Regions from separate parts of the Homo sapiens genome. Here region 2 is linked to region 1. The links are chromatin loops, found by intact Hi-C in ENCODE. Cell type or tissue: natural killer cell. All regions are shown on one strand. Links, peaks and the distances in the headings refer to the core of each region. The heading gives the core; the rest is flanking DNA.

Region 1 (6,131 bases), core at 394-5,393:
CTCCCAGGAATTCCCAGGGAGGACACTGTATCTGTTTAAGAAAAAAAAAAAAATGACAAAGTAACCCATTTTGAAGGCTCTACTCAACAGATGTGTAGAGTATAGAAATCTATGTATTATTAAATAATTCTTTTTAATATGCTCAAGAATAAGCAATTTGTAAGCCTGTTTACGTTCTCACCATCTGGGTGCATTCTGTCACCCATCTGTTTCATGTAATTATGTAATTATCAATATAAGGAAAGAATAGGTGATATAATTAACAAGAAAAACTGATCCACACTGAAGAGTAAAAATGACATGCATCTGTTGAATAGCTTTTTGTTTCTCTCCCCTTCGTTGTTAACTGTTTTTTCACACCCTTCAGGAGAGCTGTTTTCGCCATGGTGTGCAATCTCTCTCTCTCTCTCTCTCCACCCCCTCCCCGCCCCCTCATATGAAGGCAGAGTGTTTCATCAGGTATTATGGAAGCGACACAACTTTGAAAGAAATGAGCAAAGGCTTCTTGGAGTTATTCATTGATTCTTTACCTCTGTGAGGGCCCTGATAGTCACTTCCAGAAGATGTAAGGTAGCAGCTAGAACCCTAGGAAATATTTGAATTAATTAGTGACAGATGGAAGGACAGGGCAGTGTGGGGCCCTCTCAGGATACTGGACAGAGAAGCTGTTTGAGAAAAATTCCCATACTCGGTGCTTTTGTTTTGATATCCAGGCTCAGGCAATCTGTGTTGTTCCATAACAGTACCACCATCCCAGTGGATTGTGTTCGTTTCCACATAATCCCACTTAAGTTAGTCGCTGGAGTAGCTCCTTTGTGTAACAGAGCTTTGTGTATGTGGGCACACAGATGGAATTCAGGCAACTTCCTCACCCTGCAAACAGAAATGGCAGGAGAATGGTCACCCCCTCCTCAGTCTGACCAGGCCAGGCTCCAAAATTCTCCCTCCATGACTTGGAACGAGCAATACGTATGTATTCAGGGAGGGGCATCGCAGTGATCTCTTAGTTTCTGTGACCCCCCACCCCAAGCCCTTCTGTTGAGTCCTAAATTCAGTTCTCCAAAGATGAACACTGTCCACAGGGATTCTCCCCAACAATGGAGGAAGCCATCCCTGAAGATGCATGGTCTTGACAAAACCTTGAATTTCAACCCCAAGTCACACAAAGAAGACTCACAGCCCCCTGGACCGCTGTAAACAGCAGTCACTATTAGAGATGAAGGCCTAAAATCTCAACACTTCTTTCCACTGATGGAAAATTTGGGAGCAGGGCTCCCCTCCTGGCCTCCTCAGTATTCTGCAGACATCCTGCCCTCTGTCCCAACAGGGATCTTGCCTGCAGAGCGCTGCACCTGCTTCCTGTTTAGGGCGCAGGGCAGGCAGAAGGAGAGTGGAGAGAGAGAAGCATCCACAGGGAGCAGACTCATAAAACTACAGGGGCTTTCTAAGCAATAGCTCTCACCAAGGAATTAAACCCCACTCAGACACTGACAGAGAAATCTCTTATTCAGTCACTTCTTAACTTTTTTTTCTTCAAACAGTGCCACTCACTTACTCTAGGGCTCACTCTGTTTCCTCTTGCTTGGTGATCATTTTGCATGTTGAGATTGTGTTGTTTTGGAGACGCGTGCTCATCTTGGCATCTCGTGACAGAGCCTCTTGATGGCACAGTCTCCGTCCAGGCTTGGCTTCTGGTTCACCTCCCACACGGGAAGCCTCATGTCAAAGCAGCCACTGGCTTCTCTGCCTTCATTGTTCCATGTCCAGCAAGCAAATAAATAATTAGTTCCCACGCAGGTTTCTCTTTGTTTCTTTGAGTCAAAAATTATTCTTTGATAAGTCCTCCATAAAGCCTTCCTCTAATCCTCCACGAAACCTTCCTCTAATCTATCTGTATTTTGAATTGTTATTGCTAAGGATTTTGTTCTTAAAACAACGGATACCCATAGAACAAGCATATTGGAGAAATCACTGGCATGCCATGGGGAGAGTATTTGGAAGGAATAAGTAGTAGGGACAAACATGGCTGGGATACTCAGGGGATTTTGTTGGTTTTGACTTTATGTTTCCTTAAATCCAAAGTTAAAATAGTTTAATTGCAATCATCACTGACTAATCCATTAAGGATTTTAAAGAAAATAATACCACGTGACTCCTAAAGACCCTTTTGTTTGCCATTTCTAGTTTTGAAAGGTTTTAACCATGATTTCTTTTTCAAGAAACATTTCAATTGTATTTTTTAGTATTTAACCAAAGAACATAGAGTGATTCTTCCTCAAGAGGAAATTATTATAGAAGACCTATTTATATATATATATATCATATTCAACTAAAAATAAAAATAAAAAAACTTCATATTCTGTACTGAACCACATTAAAAATCATTAAGGCTTAGACTATATGGTTTTCATTTAACCCTCAAAAGTGGCATTAATTTTTCAAGTGGTAACTGTTGCTTAAGATGCTATTGTGCCTGTTTGATAAATGTTTAATGATTTGGTAGTACATGCATGGCTTAAAATCCATTATTTATTGCACCTTTGCTTGCCTGGCAAAGGTGACGATTTTATAGCCCCAGCAGTCATGCAAACACATTTATACCAAACCGATGACTGATAATAAATTTCCTTACTGTAAATGTCAGTGGGTTTCATGTGTTGCTGCCATTACATCTTGTTTGGAAGCTGAATGCTACACAGTTATGGGAGGCGCCAGATGGTGTCATTAACACGAACACTGGGACTGTTTACCGCTGACGTGCGTGTGAGAAATTAAAAGTACGTGACCTATCTTTACACTGACGTGTGATGTCAGTGGTGAACGGGTGTTAATTACAGTGCAATATGCTTGCCTAGTCCCTTCCATCCCACTCAGAGGGGTTTTAGGGAATTTTTTGAAAATAGTTTGTGTTTGAATATACACAGAGTGAGCAAAAGGGAGAATTTCCCGAGGACTCCTGTTTGGTTTTGTATTTGGAGTCTCAGACACCCTGCAAGTCACAGCTGTCATCACATAGGTGTCACTCTCATGAGCAGCAACCCACATCCCTGCCAGGACTTCTGGGCATGGGGAAGCCTTTTGTGCTGATTAATTACAGCAGTATTGTTATTGCTGTTTGCTTGGTTGGGGGTTTTATTTTTATTTTCGTAACTACTTCAGATATTTTGAATACTGTTTTGGAAAAGTTTCCATTGAGAGCATGGAATTAACATTTTTTTAAACTGCTGTCAAAATCATCAGGAATTGATTCAAAGAATGAGAAGAAAAACAGTGGAAATTTTCTATACCAATTTTTTTTTTTTCATGGGATGGGATCTTCATTTCCTAAGAATTAGCGGTAAAGACTTAGATCTTTATTTTCCCTGATCTGATGTGAAGTATCTGAGTGACTGAAATTAGCCTTGTGTGTTTTATTAAAATGTTTCTCTAACTTGTGTTCAGCAGTGGCCACTCCCATTTATTGTATTTCAGCTTCCTTCCTGTTGACGTTTCTGCTTAGCTCTCTTTTCATTTCTATTTAAAAAGAAGGTGGATTTGTTTTATTCCTCCCTCCAAGTCCTTCACTTGAACCAAGAGGCTATTCCATTGAATCTGACCAAATTCCTTTGAACTTTGTAGCCTTAGCATACTCTGTAGGAATTTTCAGAAAGGCTTATTCTTTCAAAACAATCATTGTGCATTGCTTTTACAAAAGCCCAGCGAGCCTTTTGGTGTACAGAATTTTCAAGTCATGTGAAAGAGAATACAAACCATTGTTTGCATTGAGATGAAAGAGATATGCTTAATTTCTTCAGACTAAGTCAGAGATACAATTGGATGTCAACAGAAATAGTGAGCCTAGCTGAAAGACTAAAATTGTGCATGGAGGCACACATTAGAAATTTAAAATAGAGTCGCGCATGTTAGCTTGCTCACAGGACACATGTGTGTTGAAAATATCCAGGAGTGAAAATAAATATGAAATAAATATCCAGGAGTGAAAATGGTGGCAAGATAGCAAGATTGAAAAGTTGTATCTGTGGAACAGCACTCACTTGGACCAAACTTCTCAGAAAAATGAGTTTTCTGCCACTGCTATCGTTGTTCTAGCAAATGAACCAGAGGCCTAAGCCAGCAGAGCAAATAGCCACTTAAGTTACTGGGCCTGAGCAAACAGCATATTCCCTGGGGGAACAGAAGTTCTCATCTTATTCTGTGTGCAGAGATTTACCAAATAATGTTGCCTGAAGGGAGGTCGTGGTGTGGACACAATTGGCCATCAGCTTTCCCTCCCAGCCTTTTGTCCCAACTCCTTCTCCTCCCTTTGTGTCTCCCTCTGTGTCTGCTTCTTGTATTGCCTCTGCATGACCATGCAGCCTTCTCCTTTCAAAGGTTGCTCTCAGAACATAATCTGCAAATCCATTCATGTAGACTGACCTATGGGTCAGTGGGTGTGTCATCCTTCCAAATCCTTGCCCTGGCTTTTCCCTCTCATCCAGAAACTTGTTCCCTCTTGTTCACCTGGAAATATCCCATTGATTCTGCTAAATTTAGCTCCACTGTCACTTTCTCCAAGCTGCCTTATGTGACTTTTCCTGCTGTCCTAGAACAGTTAAACTTCAGCTGATTCCATGGCTTCCCAGCTGATATGGTTTGGCTGTGTCCCCACCCAAATCTCAACTTGAATTATGTCTCCCAGAATTCCCACATCTTGTGGGAGGGACCCAGGGAGAGGTAATTGAATCATGGGGACTGGTCTTTCCTGTGCTATTCTCGTGGTAATGAATAAGTCTCACGAGATCTCATGAGCTTATCAGGGGTTTCTACTTTTGCTTCTTCCTCATTTTGTCTTGCCACCACCATGTAAGAAGTGCCTTTCACCCTCCACCATGATTGTGAGACCTTCCCCAGCCACGTGGAACTGTAAGTCCAATTAAACCTCTTTCTTTTATAAGTTACCCAGTCTCGGGTATGTCTTTATCAGCAGCATGAAAACAGATTAATACACCAGCTGAGTCCAGAAAAACTTCCTAGGTGAGCACAGCCTAAACTACTGACCTACAGAACCATGAGCCAAATGAATACGTACTCTTTTAACCCACTGTATTTTGGCTTGGTTTGTTACACAACAGTAGCTTCCTGATACACTACCATTGTCACATGTACTGCATTTTATTTGTTTACTTGTCTGTCCCCCAACCTAATGAGAATTCCTTAAAGACAAGAACCATGCCTCATTCACACCTCAGCATTTAGACCAATTGTTGGCATCTGGTAGATCCTTGATATGTATCTGTCAAATTGAAATTGTTGAATTAAGCTCTGCTAAAGTTTTGGTGGTAGAATTTCAGACATCAGGATACTGAATAGGTTATCTCAATGCCCTCAGAATTGCTTCACACATTCAGTTGCCTTCCCCACTAACAAGTTAGACTGTCCTTGTTGCTAGTGTTAAAGATAGTGGGCCCCAGATGGAGTCACTTGTGCTAAAGTTCCACTTTACCAATCTGAAACTAGGTTATTTGCTTGAAATATCTGACCTTCTGAGAAACCAGGAGAGAGGTGATATTCAAATCCCATTAAGCCAACAAGATTTTGCTTACATCTCTCTAAGGAAAGTAATATCGAAATGACCAATCCACTACTTGTTCATTGTTCCTGTATTCCTTCACTTTTTTACTGCCGATAAAACTTACCCACTCTGTCTAGCTCATCAGAGCTCCTTTCTGTTTTGTAGGTTGGATGCTGCCCAGTTCATGAATTGCTAATAAAAGTCAATCAGATCTGTGAAACTCAATTTGTTGAAATTTTGTTCTTTGACTCTAGAATATTGATTTTATCCCAAAATTTTTTTTCCAGAGTTGCTTTTCTAGTTGGAGAAATGACTCTTTGGCATAGTAACTCTTTGCTGTATAGTTTAAGTTGTTTCTATAGGAATAAGGGCAGATTCCAGCCTACTTCCAGGATAGTAAGTACAAAATATTTTAAAGTCTATGGCTAAATAGCAACTGTTAATGCATCTCTGATATATCATATGTCCCACCATTTATGATATGGATTGGAAAGAGAAAAATGACCTGAAATTCTCTTTCCTTTAAGCAAATAGTACTTAGATGATGCCCCATACATTCTCCAAAAACCTTCCCCTTACT
Region 2 (6,131 bases), core at 573-5,572, 390 kb after region 1:
TAATCCCAGCACTTTGGGAAACAGAGACGGGCAGATCACCTAAGGTAAGGAGTACGAGAACAGTCTGGCCAACATGGCGAAACCCCGTCTCTACTGAAGAAAAAAAAAATTAGCCTGGCATAGTGGTGCGCACCTGTAGTCCCAGCTACTCAGGAGGCTGAGGCAGGAGAATCGCTTGAACCTGGGAGGCAGAGGTTGCAATGAGCTGAGATCGCTCCACTGCGGTTCAGCCTGAACAACAGCATGAGACTCCGACTCAAAAAACAAAACAAAAAAAGAATCCAATGATAAAAGCAAATAGTTTTTAGGAATTGGAATGAGAAAGGAAATCAGTGAATGAGCATCCTCAAAAGTTGCCTGCTAACAAAGAATTGGGTCTCTCCTCAGGGGAGAGAATGACAGAAAGAAAGAAAGAAGCAGAATAGGCTGTGCATGTAAATAAGGTGATAATTTCCAGCAAATGCTACAGCAAAAAAGTATGAGAGAGTTACAGTTAAGGTGGAATATATTTTCATAAAAACTCCAACAGGATTCTAAACCATCTGTATTAAGCCTTTACTAAGCACTATAGAATATGTTAAGCTTTAATGAATCTTTGTTTTATGGCCAGAGGATCTTGCGACTTTCTGAAGTCAACATGTTAAATATCAATTACAATTGTCTTAAACCTAAGTTACAGGCTCAAAGTCACTGGGGAGGAGGTGGCTTTATTTATTCTTATTAAATGCCGTATACAAGCTTCTTTTTAAAGAGTTCACTTTTTGTTTTAAAAGTAAAATGTAGGGCGGGCGCAGTGGCTCACGCCTGTAATCCCAGCATTTTGGGAGGCCGAGGCGGGCAGATCACGAGGTCAGGAATTCGAGACCAGCCTGACCAACATGGTGAAACCCTGTTTCTACTAAAAATACAAAAATTAGCCGGGCGTCGTGGCACGCGCCTGTAATCTCAGCTACTCAGGAGGCTGAGGCAGGAAAATTGCTTGAACCCGGAAGGCAGAGGTTGCAGTGAGCTGAGATCACACCATTGCATTTCAGCCTGGGCGTCAGAGCGAGACTCTGTCTCAAAAAAAAAGAAAAGAGAAGAGAAGAAAAGAAAAGAAAAGAAAAAAAGAGTAAAATGTAGCAAAGTAGTCCAATTAACTGGGGGTTGTTGGTCAAGTTGTTAACTGAAATACGCTGCAAAGATAACATCCACAGGCATGAAAAGGCTCAATTTTCCAAAGGAGCAAAAAATGAAAATGTCTATCCAGTCCTGAAATTCTCCTTTTCTTTGCTGAAACAGGTTGCCACACTCTAAAGATTAATATTGTTTAACACTGACAATAGTGCAACTACTGGTGTATTTATTAACAATCTATTTTCTTCAAGGTTCAAACAAAACCTGTATTTTCTCTATTTCGCACAAATATCTCACTCAATATCAACATCACAAGTTCTTTCTCACAATGGAGGATTTAGAAATAAGTAACTGAAAACTGTGATTTGAAAAGTAACCAGAGCATAAAGCTAAAAAGATGTAGAGACATTTCATTTAATATAAGGTCTAATATTTAAATTTTGAGTAGAATTTTTAACACACTTTATGCCTATAAATTTATTTTAGATAACAATTAGATTTTTGAGAAGCATTTAAATAAATGTTTACCAGTTGCTTTTTGGCGAACAATATTTCTTGCCTTTTCCACTCCCGGTGCTCCAGACGTGGTGGCACTCCTAAATCGCATCGGTTCGGTCACATCTGGGTGGCTCCGCCAGCTGAGAGAAAAGGACCTCCCCACGGTGGTTCCTTTCTGAGGATCTAGAACACAGCCTGATAAAGGAAAAGAAAAATAATCTAAAGGCTGAATTCATTATTATTCATTTCACGCTTGTGTTGCTCAGCAAATGGTGTACCTACAACTATATATAATCAGCAGGTTTCCTTGTCACAAATTAAGTACCACTTCCTTACACTGCAATTTAGGAAGTTGCTCATATGTCACTAATTTAAGAATTCTTGTTGCCAAAATATTTTCAAGAATCTAAAACAGTCTTATGGATATTATTATATCTTCATAGTACTCATTCCAATATACAAAAGAAAGTATTAATAAACCTTTCTCAATACAAGAACAATATCAAATGAAGTTATACTACTGTTCCCAGGACACTCCAAAAACCACTACTTATAAACCAAAAACTCAGAGATCCTGATGTTAGAATAGTACTGCATCCTGTAGACACCAACCCCTCCACAAATCCCCAGAGCAATCCATGCCTATAAACTCTAATGTGGATTCAGTCAAATGGGCAGGATAATGAAAATCTACAAATAATACAAAATCCTATTTTAGCAAAGGTCCAAAACAATAAAACATTGTAGTCTGAGATTCAACTTTTATTTTTCCTCATATTGTTCTGGTTAATTATTTCAATGAGAGGCTATGGACCAAAAGAAATAGAGGAGGAAAGAGAATGGCAGACTTACAGATTTCTGCACAGGTATGATGTGGCCAGTGGCTGCCACCTGTGGCATGTTTCCACACCCAGTTTCCTCTGCCTGTGCTTTTTGTTTCTAGTAGTCTAGCCCTTAGAAGGCAAGTGTTTCTATAATAAATATTTAAATCCTTTTTAGAATAAAGCAACATAAATCAGAAATATTAGTCATGGTCACTAATTAAATAATGTGTTCGGTACATTTTGAAAACAGTGTTTTCGAAGTTGTTTGCCTTCCTAAGATAAGTCTGTCTCTTTAGATGAATCTGTGGGTAGGAAGAGAATCTTGCAGAATGGCAGGCGTGTGTGTGTGTGTGTGTGTGTGTGTGTGTGTAGTGTATGCACACATGTGCACTCGTGCATGGATTACAACAATTGAAGGTAGGTCCTTATCTCCTATTTCAGCTCTCCTCCTCTGGCCTGAAAGGTATCCTTAGCCAGGTAAGTTCTCTTCTGGGCTGAGAACGACTGTCTTAGGGAGGCAAGTTCCTAGTTGGAAGTATCTGGGTCCTCTCAGGCCCCGGGTTTACACAAAGGTCCTCAGAGCTGTCAGAGAGGACTAGATGGACGCCAAGGGCCCAGACTCTTGGCTCCCTGCCCCTACTTCAATCCTAAATCTCCAGTCTATTTCTTTAGAAAGGAGTTGTGTATACCTTCAACCGGGAAGAAAAACGGATCTGTTAAAAATGTTAGAAAATCATTGCATTAGACAGTCTAAATCTACATTGGGATTAAACTGTTCCACTGGATTGCCATGTACTTCAACTACTTTATTTTGGCTTCTTACTAACTTGCTTTTATTAATTAGTGCTTTGGCAAGCCATTCTCAGATTTCAATGAAGATATAAGAATCCACCACATTTATTATACGTGTATATGGTTTACTAACCACTGTAACTGGTTCACACCTCCCTGTATCCACATCCTCTGTTGTTCTCTCCTGTAATGACATTAGGCTTCATCACGTGACTTACTTGGTAGCAAAACTGAACAAGCAGAGACTTGAAATGCACTTGAAAATTTGAGCTTACCCTCTTACTGCCCCTGAAACTCTAAGCCACTTGGTGAACAAGCCTGAGCTAGCCTCTGGCTGCTGAAACACGTGGCCCAGTCACACCTCATTGCCCCTGCTGACAGCCAGTCAACCCGTAAAAGTAGAGCTGCCTAGCTGACTATTTCACAGCGTGGTTGACTGCAAACACAGAAGCAAAGACCAGCAGAAGAACTGACTGGCTGAGTCCAACCCAAATTGCCAACTCATCAAATCAAGATAAATAAGTGGTTGTTATTTTAAGCCATAAGTTTTGGGGTGATTTGTCACATGGCAAAAGCACACTGATACTGTCTATAAGGCAGCTGGTATTATTAAAGGGTAGTCTACACAATAAGCAGTGTGTACCCTTTAAGAAGCTTTGAAGGAAAAATTCCTCCCAAGTCTCAGGAGGACCTAATAAAAGCTAAGCATCACCTAAGTGATTGAATTGTTTTTACCCTATGTGCTCTGTGATTCTCTATTTGATGTAACCCTGCAAAGACCAAAATCAAATCCAATGTTTGACTTTTCCATCTCCCCAGCAAGCCCACGAGGCTCTATGGCATGTATTTTGGCATTTTAATCACAATGGCAGTTCCCTGCAACCTCACTCATTTTGACCCTATTTTGTATTTGATCTACTGTACTATATGCCTTTCTATGAGCTGCCTCAAATCTTTACAGAGTAAGGTGTAGTACAAGTGAATTAATCCAAGGACCATGCCACATCCTTAAGCACAGTAATTAAGGGGATGCCAAATTGTCATTCCTAATAGAAACTACCACTGATGTTTTCTACCTTGAAAACATAACTTTCATTTGAGGTTCTCAGTCCCAAAACAACTTTTACCCAGAAATACAACAAAGCCAAAATAGCTCCCATCTGAAGCATTCAGAATTTCTCCACGTTTCCTAGAGAGGCTGTAGAATGCATCTTAATAGTGTGACATCTTGAGTTGTATTTATCCAGCTTTGATTTCTAAACACTTCTTAACTATGTGGCCTTGGATGAGTCAATCACTGTAAGGCAACCTTGTCCAACCCGTGACCCATGGGCCACATGAAGCCAAGAATGGCTTTGAGTGTAGACCAACACAAATTCGTAAACTTTCTTAAAACATTATGAGATTTTTTTTTTTTTTGCAATTTCTTTTTTTGTTTTAGCTCATCAGCTATCGTTAGTTTTACTGTATTTTATGTGTGACCTAAGACAATTCTTCCAATGTGGCCTGGGGAAGCCAAAGGATTGGACATCCCTGCAAAGTCTCTGTACTTCAGTTTCTTTGTCTGTGATATGGGGATAATACAAGTATCTACAGTTCACTAGGTTATTATGAAGGTAAAAAGAGATAATATGTACAATGTAATAGCCATTATTATTACTGTTAGTTATCACTACTATTACTACTACCTTCCTTGCATCTTCCTTCTTGCATAGCTTCCTCAGAAATTCACCATCTCATTAAGGGAACAGAATGATATGAGACACAAATTAATGCCACTATTAAGAAGACACTGTGTAGTTGGTTCAGTTCATTATAAAATTTCGCGCATTAATTGCTTAGTCATACAAATACACACTCGTCCCCAGTCCTAGACATCTGGTGTTAACCTGGAAGAGTGGAAATACCTTTGCCTCGTTGCTTCTTTTCCTTTTGTTCACTTAATTTATCCAGAGGTAGGTTTGTCATCTCAACTCCATAAACGGTTCTTGCAAGCACTGCTGTCAAGGAGTCCATAATGTTGGCCCACTCGTTTATAAGTTCCTCCCATTCCGTGAGGGAGGACAGCACACCAAGAAAGTCATCCCAGAGCTCTCGAGAAATGTACACACAGAGGTTTGCTCGGATCCAAGCTACCATGAGCGTCTAAAACCAACCAACCAACAAGAGAATTCACACATCTTCATTTGGAAAAAGCATACTTTTAAACAAAATGTTTTAAATTACTATTAATAACACAAATTTTAAAATAAAAAGTACTTTTGGAAGTTGTTTTTCTTTTAATTCTCAAAATTCATTTGACCAACTATAATCAAAATTTAAGCTATTGGGGAGTTAGTTATCATTATGAACAAAGTTACTGATTCAATATTGTTCTAGTGTCTGCAGCTGGCCCTGGCTATAATCAGAGAAAAGACAAAGCCCTCCGCACAGTGACAACTCTGCTTCCTGAGACTGCTCTTTTCCTACCATCCACAGTGGCTACTTCAAACCTCCTACAGGAAAACCGCCAGCCCACCAAATCCTCCCTGACTTTGAGCAGATGGATTCACTGCAGACTTCACAAGAAACAGAACCCATTCAATGAGACTCCCCTCAACCTCTGCCCATGGACTCACATTCTTGCCCATATTCACCCAGCTCCACCTCCACCTGTGGGCTGAACTCCAAGAGGGGCCCCGCTCTGCTACCCTGTTGCCCCCTTACACTCTGGACCCCTTCCTCGGAGTCTTCATGCCTCTCTTAACCACCCCTCTCCTTTAATCTCCAGCCAACCCCACTTCCCCAGCTCTTTCTCTTCAGCATTTAAATATACTCCAAACTCTTCCTCATCTTAAAAGAAAAAATTCCCTTGAACCCAGATTCCCCCGTCTAGCTACAGCCCTTTTCCTTCCATTTTCA

What was found. A loop is a pair of places that touch in the nucleus more often than their neighbours do. Peaks named below come from ENCODE experiments on the same cell type or tissue, not always from the same donor. Only the 100,000 strongest peaks of a DNase experiment are listed, where the experiment ranks them.
Region 2: it touches region 1 in a loop (2.6-fold over the local background); 1 of 110 quality-filtered maps calls a loop at or near these places.

The regions. Positions count from the first base shown.
Region 1 is chr20:20,213,506-20,219,636 of GRCh38, forward strand. All of the region lies in intron 17 of CFAP61 (cilia and flagella associated protein 61), which reads left to right. Among named protein-coding and RNA genes, the nearest start is that of CFAP61-AS1, 51 kb to the right of the region's middle. In natural killer cell, for the core only: no CTCF peak of the experiment used is centred there; a DNase peak (open chromatin) is centred at 2,766; H3K27ac peaks cover 1,843 bases.
Region 2 is chr20:20,600,038-20,606,168 of GRCh38, forward strand. RALGAPA2 (Ral GTPase activating protein catalytic subunit alpha 2) reads right to left here. Exons shown (of 40, transcript NM_020343.4): 15 at 5,138-5,375; 16 at 1,645-1,809. Among named protein-coding and RNA genes, the nearest start is that of RALGAPA2, 110 kb to the right of the region's middle. RefSeq lists enhancers at 3,463-3,542, 3,733-3,912. In natural killer cell, for the core only: no CTCF peak of the experiment used is centred there; a DNase peak (open chromatin) is centred at 3,484; H3K27ac peaks cover 750 bases.